Linked DNA regions of Homo sapiens: all the other regions are linked to region 1. Evidence: chromatin contacts called from ENCODE Hi-C data. All regions are on one chromosome and are shown on one strand. The core of a region is the stretch at or near the end of the contact, and the rest is flanking DNA. Distances in the headings are between cores, read along the strand shown. Region 1 has its middle 680 kb from the start of MIR924. Region 2 overlaps FHOD3 (formin homology 2 domain containing 3). Region 3 holds the start of KIAA1328.

Region 1 (3,695 bases), core at 853-3,352:
AACAATGAAAAAGGTTCCCTCGCTCGGAGCATAAACATTTTGAATCTCGCCAGAGTGATGTCAAATCTTAGAAAGCAAGTAAACTGAAGTGCCCTTCTGGGGTGGATGTGGGGGCACAAGCAGGCAGAAGGAGTTACCTTCAGGTTGGCTTAAAGTCGTCCAGATTTTCTCTCCAGGTTTGGAGAAAAAGTGGAAAGTTTTCCACTTTTCAAGATTCTTTTACAGATTTCATTACCTCCTCCTTTCTCCCAATCTTTAGCTGAAAGTAGAGATGAAGTAGACAAATGCACTGTGAATATACACACTTTGATACACTGAGGATGCCCATAATATCTTAAGAAGGGGAGAATTGTGAAATTCACAATTAAAATGAATTTATATGAATTATTAGATGACTTTATGCAAAACAATAAATCGATTGCCATTGCTATTAATGAGTATTTTAATAGAGAAATATGAGTCAAGTCACTTAATTTTTATGTAACTAGTCTTCTCTCTAAGTTAATTTACATTTATGTTTACCATATTCTTTCAAGTACTATTTTTGAGGGGTGGTGTGTGTGTGTGTGTGTGTGTATGTGACAGGGAGAGTAGTATTCATGCTTATCCTCAGCCATTTATATTCCATCAATTCTCATTGACACCATATGTATTTCACATCATTACTTTTTTGTCTGCCTTGGTAGTTCAAAGGAATCAAATTTGTGAAAAACTCTTGTTACCTTTCCTGAAGGTTAAGATGTGAGATAATGGCAAAGATAAAATTTTAAATGCCTTCCCTACAAGAACAATAAGAGAAGAATAAACCGAGCTACTTGAAAATTTTTTTATTAGTGCATAGGGCTGGTCTGGATAGTCACCTCTGTGCCCCCATCTCTTTTCACCCATCTCTTTCTAAAAAGGTAAGGTCAGGTTTATCTGGAACTTGTCTTCTCCTTCAGACTCCATCCACAATACCACCTGGAAGAGAGCCCTGTAGAAAGCATTTATGGAAATATAGAAAATAGAGTTCAGCCCTTTCCTGGTCTGTGAAATCAAGAGACACTCAAGAGGAATTGAGATTACTGAGTTTCTGCTAATTGCTAAGGATCCTCAGGGTCAACAACCTGTCACCTTTCAATGCACAACTAACCTCCAATAAGGGTAGTGTTGAATAAATTAGTTAGGACATATGCCCAGGAGGGGAATAAGAACAGCAGAGTATCCTGTCCAGGAAGGAAGCATTTTTACCATGTTCAGCATAACCTTATAAGCGTGGTGGGAAAAGCCTTTGTTATTTGAGCCCATAAAAGTCTGTGGCCTCCTCTCTGGAAACATTACTTCCTCTACCTCTCAAATGCCAGTTTTAAAATTTTATTCCTTTGCCTACCGTGTTTCTGAAATGAACCCCCACCCCCCACCCCCAATGTTGTTGACTTTACTTCTACTTATTATTCTTTACTGACCAGGTGCCAACTCTTCTGAGAAGCCTCTGTGAACTGCTTCTCAACAGGATTAGCCACTTTATTTTTCTCACCTCCTCCCTTAATGGCATTTCCATTATTGCTGGCATTTTGCTGTAATTTAATTATTATTGTCTAGGTCTTTTGCCTCCTCTCTTCAGCATCTGCCTCTCAACATCAAACTAAGAGTTTCTTGAGGCTAAGTCTCCAATCTTTCATCTTCCCATCCTGGAAAATCTGAGCTACTGGTGTGCAGTAAAGCCAAATGTGTGCAAACAGAAGTGATGAAATTCAGAATTATTTGAATGATTTTCTTAAATCAGCAAAGAGAACAAACTTTTGCAGATGCCCTGTGTGATAAGAAGCACACTCATTCAACAAGTTTAGAACATCCATTTAATCCTGCTCTTTTCTTGCTAATATTCAAATTTCTTTAGTTGACTTGTATTTCAGGACCTTGTTGAAAAAATAACAATATTCTAGATTCTAGAGTCTAGAAAAGTAGGATCAACCTTTGACATATATCAGAATTGAGGGACTAAGTGGCTAAGTTGGCTGGACTTCCTGGGTCAACAGGGACTTCCCCAGGGGGACTTTCCCCTAAGCCAAAATGAGTCATAGCTGCAAGGTACGGGATTGAAACTTCACCCAATCAACAGGGACTTTCCCCTAAGCCAAAATGAGTCATAGCTGCAAGCGAAGGGATTAAAACTTCAACCAATGAAAGGGGACTTTCCCCTAAACCAAAATGAGTCATAGCTGCAAGCTAAGGGATTGAAATTTCAAGCAATCAAAGGGGACTTTCTTCTAAGCCAAAATGAGTCACAGCTGCAAACTAAGGCATTGAAACTTCAACCAATCATATAGGGAGTTTAAGCTCTAGCTGCAGCCTGATGTTTTTAACCAAGCAGGCCCACCAACCCACAAGCGGATAGAAAATAAGCTAATCCTACAGGACAGGAAAAGGAAAAGGGGAGGAGTCATAAGGGGACATAAGCCTAAGACACCCAAGCCAGAAACGGCAGCCATTCCGGATCCCCATGGAAGCTTTACTTTCTCTTTTGCTTTACTTTCGCTTTTGCTTTACTTCCGCTTTTGCTTTACTTTCGCTTTTGCTTTACTTTCACTTTCGCTTTAATAAATCTTGCCGCAGCACACTCTTTGGGTCTGCGCGTTTCTCTAATCGAGCTATAACATTAGCCGCTGTGGTCCAGGGCTTCATTCCTTGAAGCCCGTGAGACCATGAATCCTTCAATTGAGAAAAACCTTCAATAGGAAGACTTCTCATCTCAGAATCTTCTAGGGGAGATTGTTAAAGCTCAAGTTGTTGGGCCCAACCCTAGAGATTCTGATTCAGTAGTTTGGGGTTAGGGTCTGAGAATTTCAGGTGATGTATTCAGGTGACGCAACTGACAGTGATGCTGCCTGTCCTGGGACTGTGCGCTGAAAGCCACTGCTCTACAGTGCAATTAGCTGCAGTTTAGAGTTAGAGAAGGACATTCGAACTGTGCTTCATTTCTAGGCAGAGGCTGGAGATTTTCCTTCACAGCTCACGCTTTGGCTTGGCAATAATCTCAATCATTGTGTCATTTTGCTAGGACTCAGCAGGGGTGAGGGAGGCAAACTGCTAATATAGTGGAAAAGGGTCTGCATTTTGTTAACCTTGTGTAAGTGAAGTTCACAAAAGATTTGTCTTCTTAGGCATTCTTTTCTTGGACTTCTTCAATCAACCCCAATGCACGTGATTATAACAGAAAGGCTCCTGGTGGATCCTTTTGTAACATGTAACATCATTCTTTTAAAGCAAATAAGGGGCCATTAGACAGAGATAGTTTGTACCAGAAGCTCTTAGTTAAGCAAACTGAAACTTAACTTGGAGTCATTTCCTGTAATTGACTTACAGAAATAAAACAAAAGAACTTCAAAACAAAACAAAAGAGCTTCCACCAATAACAAACATTCAAACAGCCAATTGGTTATAAAATTAGGAGCTTTTGATCAGACCAGACCAGACCCAAATAAGACAAATGCCTAGCTACAGCCAGCCAGGAATTACTTTACTTCTGCGTTCAGCCTGTGAAAACTTGCTGGAACAAAGCTCTCTGAACCTTTTGCAATTTTGAGTGTTGCCTGATTCATGAATTGTTTGTTTCTTTGTTTTGAGACAGAGTTTCGCTCTTGTTGCCCTGACTGGAGCGCAATGGCGTGCTCTCAGCTCACTGCAACTTACGCCTCCCAGGTTCAAGCGATTCT
Region 2 (3,695 bases), core at 511-3,010, 2.3 Mb before region 1:
TAGATTGATGATTATGAAGTGACTTCATTTACGAAGCCTGTTGGAGGGATTTTGCCTGTGGCCCCAAAGTGACGGCATGATTTTGATGAGGTGGGAGTGCGATAGTGGGAATGCAGTGGTGAAATGCTGATTGGGAAATGATTTCTTCCTGCATAGCTTAGTCACCTGCTCAACATCTGTGCCTCAAACAGTACCTCAGAGTCAAGTGGCTCATTGTGTTCTGTCCCCTGCAGACCTTGAAAGACACAGAAGCTGCCTCATGTACATATATGCACATTGCTCTTCATCCCTGCAAACGCCCTGGCCGCACCTAACGCTAGCTTATAGCAACATGCCTTCAGATGCCACATATGAAGGATTTGGGGCTAGATTTTATAACTCAGTCACCCAAGTGATGCCAACTTTTGTAAAGAAGGGAGAAATATGTTTTAGAAAGGGGTTCATATTGTTCTAAAAAAATATAGGGCAGTCTCCACTCAGATGGTCCTTTTGCATCATTTGAATTTAACTCTCACGATCATCCTCTGTAAGATTCAGACAGGACAGGTTTTATTAACCTCATTGTACAAGTGAGAAAACAGATGGGGCTAAGTGCCTATTCCAAATCACAGGACTAAGGGCTATGACCAAGGGCTGGGCCCTTGGCTCTTAATATCCAAAGTATACAGACTCCTTCCCAGTCAACCACATCCCAGCCAACCACTCCTAAACATATTCTTCAAGCGAGATGATTAGAGAGACAATTTGATTTACATTCCTTGTAGGTATTTTTTTGTTTGAGGTAAATACAAAAATTCAAAGACTTGGAGAGAAATGCTTAGTCTCCCTGTAGACTTAAGCCAGCTATGTGCTTTAATTCTAATAAAGACTAATAAGAGCTTGAACTCAGATTTGTTTGCTTTGGTTTCTTAGGAAATACAACTCTACACTGAGCATTTGCCCAGTAAGGTACAAGTTTATTGGTCATTGGTCAACTAAAAGCATCTTTATGGGACCATGTGTGTCATAATGAGTTTCATCTTTGCACTTAAAGTTTACAAATTTCATTGGAAGGGGAAAAAATCTTAGTGCTAGAAAGTTCTTAAAATTTAGCCCAAAGCAGGAGCCCTTTCTGTCAAGTTCCCAAGAGATGGGGTACACTTCCAGGCATGGGTGCTCTTTCTCCTGAGGTACCCCATCTGCCCTTGAACTATTCTGTTTATCCTGGTTCTTCCTCTGTTGACAAAAACAGGGCTGCTTCCTGCTCTGTGTGTCAGTCCTTCTGATACCAAACACTGCATGGGACTTAACACGTGAACTTTCAGTTTCATCCTGCTGATTTCCACACAACATTCCAAACTATAGAAGTAATTTTGAACTTCATTTAGTCACTAATGTTAACAGTTGTGCCATGCAGCTTTCAGTCATGTGTATATTTTAATATACGTGGAAGAGTGACCTGGCAGATAGTGGATGTTGACAACTGGTTAGGGAGTGGAGGGTCCAGACTAGTGCCACGTGCCTCAGCAGCAGGGTCTGCAAACTTTCTCTGTCAAGGGCCAAGTAACATGTTAAACTTGGAGTACCAGACGGTCTCTATTGCAACTACTCAACTGAATTCTGCCTTTGTAGCACGTCAACAGCCATCAGCCACTGGTACTGGCATGAGCATGGCTGCATTCCAGTGACATTTTATTTATAGACACTGAGATTTGAATTTTACATGTCATGAAATATTATTCTTTTGATTTTTTTTCAACCATTAAAAATGTGAAAACCACTCTTAGCTCACAGGCCGTATAAAAACAGGTGGTAGGCCAGATGTAGCCCACAGGCTGTAGTTTGCCAACCCCTGTCCCAAGGGTCTGGGTTTCTTGAGGGAGGTTGGGGGAAATTGGCAAAGGAGAGTATGTGGCATATGAGAGAAGAATCCACTGTGTTATGTGTGAGGGCTATGGGGAACAGTATTCTTAGATTTGGTGTTAGAGCAAGGAAGTCAAAGGAATATTCCATGAAGAGATAGAGACTATAGGGGACTTTGCTGATGGCTGATCATGAGTTCCCAGGGCACAGAGGAAGATTGAGGGGTCGGAGAAGGGCAAGAGATAAGCCAGATTGAGGGACACATGGAGAGGGAGGGGACTATGTGATGAGTCCAGGGAAGATTGGACTGTGCAGGCCGGGATTGGTCCCAGTGGTCCCTTCGGGCAGTGGTTCTTGACCGGGGTGATTTTGCCACCTAGGAGACATCTGGACACATTTTTGGTTGTTATAACTGGGACGGGGTGGTGCTGCTGGCATCTAGTGGGTGGAGTCCAGGAATGCTGTTCTACTTAGTGCAGGATAGCCCCCTGCCAAACAAATAATTATCTGTTTTAAAATGTCAGTAGTGTTGAATCTGAGAAATTCTGCCTTAGGGGAAGGCAGATCGTTGGTTATGTAATCCACATGATGCTGAGATAGAGAGTGTTTTGGCTATTGGAAAGGGTAGTTTTCTTAGAAGCATTTGGAACTCTGTGCACCTACCTTAAATATTCATGTGCATGGGTCAAAATTGACTCTTTTTCAGAGAATATAATCAGCTAAAACACAGATCTATAGAATATATTTCTAGTTTAAAAAAATCCATTGGCATTTTACAAACAAATGTCATGGAAACAGATTCCTTAAATGAGATATGAATTGTCTTTCACAGCTGACTGGTTACTCTGGGCTACTACATGGTTTACAGTAGAGTCTTTTTTTTGATTTTAAGTCCGTTTAGCAAAGTTTCACGCTTCAAATTCTCAGGAAATATGCTTGAACACTTTTAGGGGACCAAGCCTTGACTTAATCTCATGCTACTCTCAGTAACTGAAATGCCAACAAATCCAATTCTAATCGGCTTCATACACATCCATCACTCCAAAAAATTGACATAATGGAATGTGACACCAGCATAAAACAAGTTGGCAAGAGAGAACAATGATTATATAAGAGAGGTGTGACAGTCTACATCCAGGCTTCACGAACCTGTTCAGAGGAAGAGGAACCTGGCACAGTCTCACCAGAAATGTTCAAGTGGAGCTGAGGAATCTGCATTGAGAAGCAGCAGTGGGCAACTCTCCTCTTGGCTGCCGATACTTTCAACTGATGGTCAAGAAGGAAAAAAGTTACATATAAGAATTGCTAATTTTTTTCCATGTAAGTTACACTAGGGTTACAGAAAAATTGACTAATGTATGTTTCACAGAAGTCCTCATTCTAATAAATGCAAAGTGATAAGGATATATAAATGGGTCTTGTGGGAGTCAGGAGTTGTAGCCAAGCCTTGAGCTTGTAGTCAGGAGAACAGTAGTCTGACCTACAGACATACTTGACCCTTGAGCAGCAGAGAGAAGATGTGGCCTAGCCTCAGCTGGTTCCAGGAGCAAAAGAGACCATGCTTAGGTGGGCTCCAGGCCAGGAGTACTGATGCGGCAGTGGAGAGCCCACTTGAGCTGCAGGGAGAAGTCTGGCAGGGGTTTGTTGTGGGGCAGGGTGCAGAGACCAGCACTGGAAGCTCAGCCTGCACCTGGCAGAGAACAGACTACCGCTCCTAAGGAGTGGGAAGCACTCAGTCTCCACAAATCCTCACCAGAGGGGTGTTTAGAATCACTGTGGTCTTGGGCATAGGATGTGGAGGTATTGAAGCATGGGAGGGCAAGTTCAGAACCCAGCTCTCCCAAAATAGCTAT
Region 3 (3,695 bases), core at 559-3,058, 2.1 Mb before region 1:
GTAAGGAAAGAGAGAGCAAGAAAGACGGCGGTTATTCGAACTATATTCAGGGAAGGTTTCTCTGAAATAATGACATTTGATCAGAGATCTGAATGACCTGAAGAAGCGAGACATTCAGAGAAAGATAATTCCAGGTGCAAGGACTAGCAAACTGCAAAAGCCCTGAAGCAGGAACCCGCTTAGTGTGTTTAAGGTACAGCTAGAAGGCCATGTGGGCAAGAGTGGAAACAAAGTCAGAAAGAGATGAGAGCAGATCTTACAGGGACTTGTGGGTCATGGTACAGACATTTGGATTTTATTATAATTGTGATGGGAAGGCACTGAAGCATGCTTTTCAGCCTTCTTAAAAGACCTTTCTCCTCCTTAGTTTTCTGGCTAACTCCTATATGTCTTTCAAAATCTAGCATCATCTCCTCTGTGACATGTTCTTTAACTTCCCTGGTAAGATCAGTCCCCTCCTCTGTGACATCTCTGAGTAACAGATTACTGACCTCTTTTCACACTCCTAGTGACCTCATTTGTTTATTTTTTTCACAGAACTGTGTCTTTTTCATATTTTTAACCTCACGTCTAACATAGTGGTGAGTACTAAAGAAACGTTTGATAGGCCAGGCGCGGTGGCTCACGCCTGTAATTCCAGCACTTTGGGAGGTCGAGGCGGGTGGATCACCTGAGGTCAGGAGTTCGAGACCAGCCTGGCCAACATGGTGGAACCCTGTCTCTACTAAAAATACAAAAAAATAGCTGGGCGAGGCAGGAGAATTGCTTGAACCCAGGAGGCGCAGGTTGCAGTGAGCCGAGATCGCGCCATTGCACTCCAGCCTGGGCAACAAGAGCAAAACTCTGTCTCAAAATACAAACAAGCAAGCAAACAAAGAAATGTTCGATAAAAGAAAAACTCTGAGTCATTCAGTGGTGCAAGGTTGGATTCCTTTCAGACCCGACGTAGTTGTCGCCCTGGGAGGTCGGGTGCATTACTTCCCCCAGAGAAAGGTCTTGGGTTTCGGGGATAATGCCCTGGCTGAGAATGCCTCCTAGGGGGAGATCCAACTTCCCAACCGTCAGGTGCTTGCTGTGTTCCCTTTGCACGTCTCTGCCCGTCCTTCCTGGGTGGGACCTTGGTTGGCGGTGAGTGGGGGAAACTTCAGGCTTCCCAGCTCTGCCTCCGAACACTCCTGGCAAACACTTTCAAGGCCTAATCACAAACCCAGGTCCCCCACTTTCCTCTGTAACAACGGAAGTCCCAGCAGCGATGTCCACTCCTGTTCTGGGGCCAGCGTCGCACCGCTCACCCCGCACCTCATCCCTCCGCTCCTCCTTCCTTCTCCTCCACACCCTCTCGGCACCGTGCCCCCTTTCCTCACCTAGGATGCGCGTGATGCCCAGGGTCAGCTTCTCCAGGTGCGGCTTGCTGCAGCCCAGCCCCGGGGACGATGCCTCCTCCTCCATGGCTCGCGACCGCGATTCGCGCGCGGCGGGAGCGGGTGGAGGGCCGGACCCCGCCTCAGCGCCGAGGCCAATTTCATGGCATGCCGGGAACGGTAGTTCTCGGCGCCTGAAAGCGCGGCGCAGTGATGATGGGGGCCCGGGGTTGGTCTGACAGCAGCAGCTCCGTGGGGCGCCGGTTCCCGCGGCCCCGCCCGGTGCCCCACACCGCACCTCCGGGACGTAGCTTCCCCTTCGCCCCCACCCTCTCGCCCCGCAGGGGCCGGCCGCGCAGGCGGGGGCGGGCCTCTGCGTGGTGCGGCCAATGGGGACCGAGCCTGCAGGCCGAGGCGTGGCGGCCCAGGCGCGACGCCCCGAGTGGCGGTTGTTTCAAGATGGCGGACGTGGCGGGCCCCTCCCGCCCCAGTGCCGCGGCGTTCTGGAGCCGGGACTGTATCCTTTGCCCGCCTGACAGGGGGCGCCGGCGCCCTCCACGGGACGGCGAGGGGCGAGCCGTCGCGTGGCAGTCCGAGAGCGGAGGAGAAGCTCCGAACTAACCCCGGGGATGGGGACGTGCTGCTCGGCCCCAGTCTAGGTGCTGGGCTCTCCCCTTGCTTGGGTGTTAGGTGGCCGAGAGACTGGTACTGTCTGCAGGTGTGGGGACACGGCTCAGATGCTTCCCAGCGCTCACTACCGGTGAGCTCGAGAAAGATAGCCTTGAGTCCAGGCTCAGTCCAGGGCTGAGATGGCCCTCCGAGGTCCCTCTGCCCACCCTGTCAGAGTGCCCCCAGGCTGACTTGAGTGTGCGGAGCTAGCTCGAAGTTGAGGGAGGAGTCGGTGTTGGCTGGACAGGGAGCCTTTTTGTTTTGATTTAGGATTGTCTTTAGTCTGCATTGCTAGGAGCAAGTCAGGACCTTTCGGACTTAAAAGGCCCTCCAGTGATGATGTATTTTAATACTGGGGTTTTAGGAGAGGTGTGGAGCTTGGTTACTGGGATGTGGTCTGGTGGTGCTGGTTACTGCGTAAGATGGGAATCATTGTGCCTGGAAGTATTGTTGACTTACTTGTGGAGTGCGGGTCACTGGCAGTCATTGAAGTTCTTGGATCGTTGTGAGGTGGAGAAGCAGTGGAACTTTTTAGTCCAGTGGTAGTATTACCAGTTCAGCAGCAGTGATGAGATGTTTGTGTGACAGGAGTGTTTCTTTCCTTGGAGTAGGTAGACTCTTCTCGCTTGAGCTTTGGTCCTGATAATTTACTTCACGTTCCTTAGAGGGGTTACTTGAAAGAGGGACGGCAATCTGTGTTACTGAGTGCTTGCAGAGGCAGCTCTTTTTGTGTTTGCTAGGATTGGTGATGGCATTAATTGAGGCGTTGCTGTTACCTTTGGCAGAATCACTGGGCATTCTTCTTAGCTCCCAGTGAAACTTACAAAACTGTGTTATCAACTCCTTTGTTGAGTTACTAGGATTAGTGTCATGTGTAGAGAGAGGGATATGTTTGTATTCTGTGCTGCTCGTGTTTAGTGTTTGCACTTACTAGACATAATTACCATTTGTCTCTGATAGGTTGGTGAAAAGCAAATGAAATCATGTACATACACTGTGGATGAAAGCATACTAGTGCAGTGTGCAAATTAAATATTTTTTCCTTTACCTTTCAGAAGAGAATATGTGCACTGTGGACAACTGGGCTGAATTAGGAAGTTAGGAAATTGGGATAAGTCTTTTCTCAAGAAACACTGCTTCTGCATTGACATAATTTTGTGATGGAGGAGATACTTGAAGGTTATTAGCTTATAGCATCCTATGGTACTGTTCAAATATAGAATCAATGGTTTGGGGGGGGGACAAGCTATTGCAATGGGACTGAATAAGTGTATTAATAGATATATGGACTGAACCTAAGCTCTTGGTCTTCGCACCCAGTACTTTCACTTACTCATGTAGTTATATCACCCCCTATTTTATGTAGAAGTCATATATACTCCGTTATCTCTTGTATTCTGACTCCCAACATTTAATGTAAAATATTCGTCCTCTCATAGATAGTGAGGAATTGAAATTGTACAGGGGAAAAATGGTGGCGATTATATCCTATAAGATCTAATTCAGATGTATGAAAGGAATTGCAAAGTTGCTAGTGTCACCTTTCCCCTCAGACTATTCCACGTAATGACCAGTTAACATCGAGCCTCAGATATTTTCATTTTAAATCTCCATAGAGAATGTCACTGTAAGCAATGTCAAATGTAAATTTGTTACTGAATATTT

The links. Hi-C counts contacts between places; a loop is a spot of excess contacts on that map. Pooled maps may share reads with other maps.
Region 2: a loop to region 1 is called in a pooled map, with 6 times the contacts of the local background. The contact joins two enhancer-like sites. A Hi-C loop is called at or near these places in 2 of 37 single-sample maps with no recorded cell type and 3 of 50 pooled maps.
Region 3: a map of CD8-positive, alpha-beta T cell shows a loop between it and region 1 (25-fold over the local background). The contact joins the promoter of KIAA1328 here to the enhancer-like site in region 1. A Hi-C loop is called at or near these places in 2 of 168 maps with a recorded cell type or tissue (CD8-positive, alpha-beta T cell and naive thymus-derived CD4-positive, alpha-beta T cell), 2 of 37 single-sample maps with no recorded cell type and 8 of 50 pooled maps.

What each region holds. Positions count from the first base shown.
Region 1 is chr18:38,938,894-38,942,588 of GRCh38, forward strand. No RefSeq gene overlaps it. Among named protein-coding and RNA genes, the nearest start is that of MIR924, 680 kb to the right of the region's middle. RefSeq lists enhancers at 1,496-2,695, 1,946-2,355, 2,406-2,595. Within about 2 kb of position 2,103, at least 8 of the 41 ENCODE cell types and tissues checked have a DNase peak (open chromatin) inside an H3K27ac peak, as active enhancers do; they include CD8-positive, alpha-beta T cell, where a contact is called at or near this core.
Region 2 is chr18:36,627,656-36,631,350 of GRCh38, forward strand. The region is part of intron 10 of FHOD3 (formin homology 2 domain containing 3); the gene reads left to right. Among named protein-coding and RNA genes, the nearest start is that of TPGS2, 200 kb to the right of the region's middle. Within about 2 kb of position 1,761, at least 3 of the 41 ENCODE cell types and tissues checked have a DNase peak (open chromatin) inside an H3K27ac peak, as active enhancers do.
Region 3 is chr18:36,827,319-36,831,013 of GRCh38, forward strand. KIAA1328 reads left to right here and starts at 1,809. Exons shown (of 10, transcript NM_020776.3): 1 at 1,809-1,878. The coding sequence starts at 1,821. TPGS2 (tubulin polyglutamylase complex subunit 2) reads right to left here and starts at 1,684. Exons shown (of 7, transcript NM_015476.4): 1 at 1,365-1,684. The coding sequence starts at 1,449. RefSeq lists enhancers at 1,044-1,153, 1,254-2,046 and a silencer at 1,444-2,043.